Linked DNA regions of Homo sapiens: region 1 is linked to region 2. The links are chromatin loops, found by intact Hi-C in ENCODE. Cell type or tissue: GM12878. All regions are shown on one strand.

Evidence for each region. Hi-C counts contacts between places; a loop is a spot of excess contacts. Peaks named below come from ENCODE experiments on the same cell type or tissue, not always from the same donor. Only the 100,000 strongest peaks of a DNase experiment are listed, where the experiment ranks them.
Region 1: a loop joins it to region 2, with 8 times the contacts of the local background. A loop is called at or near these places in 5 of 110 quality-filtered maps.

The regions. Positions count from the first base shown.
Region 1 is chr4:181,300,439-181,302,938 of GRCh38, forward strand. No RefSeq gene overlaps it. Among named protein-coding and RNA genes, the nearest start is that of LINC02500, 37 kb to the left of the region's middle. In GM12878, a CTCF peak has its summit at 1,492 (motif pointing right); a DNase peak (open chromatin) is centred at 1,558.
Region 2 is chr4:182,805,589-182,808,088 of GRCh38, forward strand. No RefSeq gene overlaps it. Among named protein-coding and RNA genes, the nearest start is that of DCTD, 110 kb to the right of the region's middle. RefSeq lists silencers at 806-895, 916-965 and an enhancer at 2,045-2,500. In GM12878, a CTCF peak has its summit at 943 (motif pointing left); no DNase peak of the experiment used is centred here; H3K4me3 peaks cover 614 bases; H3K27ac peaks cover 285 bases.

The DNA of each region.
Region 1 (2,500 bases), 1.5 Mb before region 2:
TAATATTCTGTCTAAATTGCTTCAGAGCTTCAAACTCAACATGTTTAAAAGAAACCTCTCAGTCATTCAATATTTAGTTTCCTAAGTAATTTTCCTTCTAGGCAGAAAAGTAATTGGTCTCAGAAGCTGATTTTGTTCTCCCTTCTTTGCACTGGCTGCCAGAAAGCTCAGAACCAAATGTGCGGTTAATGTATATGACCTAGAGTACGCATGTTGTTTATCAACCTCACTCCAAGCTTCCTGCTATTTTTCCTGTACTTATATTCTAATTTCCTTACTTGTCTTACTTTGCACATTTTGTGATTATATTCTGTATTTATATGTCACATTAAATTGCTTAATTTTTTAAGTTGGGTATAAATACACTCAAAAATAAATTAATTCCACTAAAGTTGACACTCCCTGCATTGTTCAGCTCAGTGCCTCTAAAGACATGATCCCTTTGTCATCCTTGACCTTACCTTTTCTTCATTCCCACATTCAATGGTTGATAAAATCCTGGAGTTTCTAACACTTAACTCTCTCTAAAAGCCTTCTTTTCGCTTTAGTGGTACCATCATTGTCTTAGTTTGGAAATTCAATTGCTTCTGCCTTGGTCTCTCAGATATTGTCTCATCGCTTCAAAACATCTTTTATACTGTTGCCAAAAATGGTTTTTGAAAAAAATGCAAGTCTGACTACACATGCCACAGTTACAATCACAAGAAAGTAACATAGTCACAAATAGGGTGTACTGCTTGGCTCTTGTTTTTGCTGAATCTGTGACTCGTGTTTACCATCAGCCATGTGTTCTCTTATAAATAGGTATTTGTAAGAAAAACTATTAGGCTTGCTTTTGTAAAAGCTAAAATGCACAAGACAGGATTTTATTAGCCTGCCGCAATAAGAACATTTATTAATTCAGAGAATCTCAAAAAAAAAAAAAAAAAAGGGGGGGTAGAGGAAGGGGCTGAAAAGGCAGAGGGCTGCAGTTTTATAGAGGCAGATAGACAAGAGGATCATCCAGAGTCGTAATGGAGTCATGGAGAAGAATGGAGATGCCTCTCATGGAAGCCACTGAGGAAGGGCAGAGCTGGGAATATGCTAGACCAGAGCATGCCCTGACAGCCATTTCTGGGAACACAAAGGCGTGGAGGTATTTTGGGAAGGGAAGGAAGGACGGGGAGATATCATAACCATCACTGTTTTCCAGGAACACGGGGTTCATGTAAAGTTGGATATTGTCATTATTCATCCATCTTGTGAAATTGAATGTCCTCACATTTCTTTTAAAACTGCACAGAAATGAAAACAGAAAGAAATGGCAATTTCCTAAATGTCCCCTGTTGTTCCCCTCGCACAGCCTTATATAAGTGGTACATTTTCATCTTAAGGGGAAGGCCGAATATACAGAGATATCTATAAGATCACTTTCAGAATCGCCAGTGAAGGGAAGAAGAGGGAGTGGTCCCAGGAAGTTGATTTACTCAAGGGACACCCTCTTCACCCCAACGCCAGGTGGCGCTGATGGAAATGGCTAGCAGGCCACACTTTGAGAAACCCTGGCCCAGAATATCATCTATCTTAACCTTTGCTGTAATTGAAATTTTCCTTTTACGTCTCACTTAATAATCATGAGCACTATGAATCCCTGTAACTCAGGCAAGAAGAAAGAATTCTCCACTGCTGATGGAGCTATTGTTTCAGATCATACCATTGATTAGGGATCAGGAGTCGTTTAGTAAGCCTCTGGTTTCCAAAGTAGCTTAAGCTCTAATTTCATAGACATTAAATCATCCTGGATTCCTCCCTCTTAATGGCATGTTGGCAGAGCAGTTATAGCTCACTAGAGAGCAGGCTTGCCTCAGCTGTTACTGCCTCAGCCAGGTGGTCAGAGGAAAAATGAATTTGCTTACCTGGGAAAACAGGTTGCCTATAAATCAAAAGAGGTCAAGTTATGTCCACCAGATGGAGGTTTTAAAATCTTAATGTGTAAGTTAAGATATAATGGATTACAGGAGGTGAGATTTTAGTAAGGTTGAATCATTTTGTTGCCTTCTGGGATGGAGGGGGAGCGAAAGGTTACTGTTACAGTGAACAAGAATGAAGTCAGATTTTCATCCGAGGTGACCTAATTACCAAGGATGTGATTCTGACTCATTAATTTTCAAAATCATATCTAATTATTGGTATGGCTTACTGAGGCTCAAAAATGTGTTTTCTAAGTGTATAGTATCTTTTCCATAAGTACTAGATTTAGGCATGTTATAAATATTGTGGTTTAAGAGGACTCTAAACAGTCAAGAAATCTCTTTCTCTGTTTCTGTCTCTCTCTATCTCTCTCTGTCTCTGTCTCCCTCTTCTTTCTGTCTCTTTCTTGTCTGCTAGTTCTTCAGCCCTGGAAATGTAAAATGAAGGGTTACAGAAAACAAGAAGAATCTGTCAGTTTTCTCTTTCGGGGCAATTAAAAAATTGATATATTATTTAACATAAAGCTTTGATGGTAACTGTGGATATCATT
Region 2 (2,500 bases):
ACAACTGTCAGGATTTACAAGCGGTCCGCTGGGTCAAAATGAATTTTTAAAAATGTTCACAAGTGAACTCTATCAGGGGAGAGTGCGGGGAGCATAAATGCCCAAGGACTTAAAATGACAAATTCTCGGGCGTGACTGAAAGGCTGAAAATGGGGCGCTCAGTGGAGGTCGGTGAGGAGGCTCACCAGGCTCTCTTCAACCTGGAGTTCTTCTGCACCGTGGTTAATGACCGTAGGCTGGAGACTGCCCCATCCCACACCTTCCTCCCACACGAACACTAGGGAAAGTCTAGTCTGCCTGTTCCAGAGAAAATTCTGCAAAAATCGTCCCCAGAACTATCTTTGCATCCACGATGCTCGCTCTCTCTCTCTCTCTCTCTCGCTCTCTCTCGTTGCAATGGGTCAGGTTGAATCTAACCCTCTCTGTCCTTTAAGGCTTGGAAGGAATGCCATAGGGCTCCCTCGGTGGGCCAGGGCGACGTTGATGACTCAGGATCTCAAAAGGACCTAGAGCCAGTCTGTCATCCCCAGTTTCTTAATTTATTGACAAAAGGTAACGAACAAGCAGATTGTAAAATATCTTTATTCAGCTATGACATGATTTCCAAGCTCAAAAAAAAAAAAAAAAAAAAAAAATCAAGCCTGGCGTTTAACTTCAGTCTGGAGCATTGACAGGTGACAGGTCACTGCAGAACACAGAGGTGACCCAAGGCAGAGAACGGGAGGTAGCGAGAGGAAGACGACACCCTTCCCTGAGTCCTCCCTCATCTGGGGCTTCCCTCTGGCCTTCCCCTGGGGTTCCTGGGACTCGGCTTCTGCGGACATGGAAAAGCCGTCCCAACATCCGGCGGCCCCGTGGGCAGGGGTCCTGGGACGCCCCCTCCTGCATCCCCGGGCGGGCCCTGCAGGGGATGGCGGCGATTTCAGGAAGGGCTCCGGCGCCCCCTAGTGACGCGCGGCTGTGGTAGGGAAAGTCCTGCACGCCAAAAGGGCAGTTCCCGGGCCAGAAACCGAGGTGAAACCGAAGAGAAGGCGCCGCCGCTCGCCGCTCGCCACTCTCCACCCCAACCGCGGCGGGGCCGGCTCTCTGACCCTCTCTTCCCCACCTCTGCTCTGCCCTCCGAGTTTCACACTTAAAGCGGAGACTTCTGCTTCAGCACCGCCGCACCGAGGCCTGGGCCCTGCCAAAGTGGCTCGGGTAAGATTTCCCTGCACGTCGAGCAGACACTGTCATGCCGCGTTGCTCTCACTCACAGATCGAAATAAGGCCCTTCCTCCCGGGAATCGTCCGCGGGCTGAGTTCCGCAGCGCCTGAAAACAGTGATTTCTGAACTATCATATTGTTTCCCTTTTACTTTTCATGTTAACAGTCCTGTCGCTGGAAAGAATGTCCCGGAAGAACGGATCACTTAAATTCAGAGTGGCATTTTTATTTCTGAGGGAGCTGGGCTCTCACGGAACGTGCTGGAGTGACAGCCTGGAAGAGCGAAAGCCGCCCCCCCTCCCGCTTCCCCGCAGCTCCCCAGCCGCCTCGGCCTGGCCTCCCTGCAGCGGTGACATCCAGTCTCCCTCCTCTACCCAAGCCTGCGGCAGCCACGAAAGCCACCGCGGCGCAGAAGTGGGGAGGGATTCAACCTTTTGCCCCTGGGTTGTCGCCCAGAGAAGCCAATGGATGCTAATCTCATATAGCAGCCTGTTTGCTGGTGTCCTGCCTTCAGAAACCGGCCGTGAGTGAGCCCGCTGGCATTTTGGGAGGCCAATATATAGGCCCTTTTTCCTACCCGGGTTCTCGCTGAAATGAGTAAGGCCGGAGATGGCTCAGGAAAGCCAAAATATCACCTAGATAAAGGCCGGGTTGGGAAGCAGCAGGCACAGCTGCATGGGAAATCCCAAAGGGCCACTAACGGGACACCAAGATAGATCAGCCAGGCGCTGGCAGCAGTGGCAGGATGACGGGAGAGGCCCTGCTCCCTGAGCTGGAGCCCAGCGTGCCCATGCCCAGTTCGTTCCTCCCCACTCACCAGGAGGGCAAAGCGCTCCCCTGCCCACTGGGAGCCGGGATGACCAGGAGGCCCGGAGTGAGATATCTGTCTCTCTCTCTCTCTCTGTCACACACACACACACACACAGACACACACACACACACACACACACACACACATATATCACCAAGGAGGCTGTGGGCTGTGGCACTAGGAGAAATATTGCACCAGGTCTGGAGCCCCGGGTTTGCGGATGCTGCCCCCACCGCCTGTGGCCTTCAGCCAGGTTGCTTCCCGCCCTGGGCCTCTGCCGAAGCCAGAGGCAGGGGCTCTCCACCGGCAGCAGCGAGCGCCTCGCCTGCTGTGACAACTCTGTCTGGCTCTGGGGCTGCTCGGGAACCCGGTCCTAAACACAAGTTCTTGGGTCGTAAGCACAGGCTGGCAGTCCCAGATCGGGAGGCCCCATGCATCTGCTCCCGACCTGAGTCCCTCGCCCTGGCTCCCACTCCGCCACCCCAT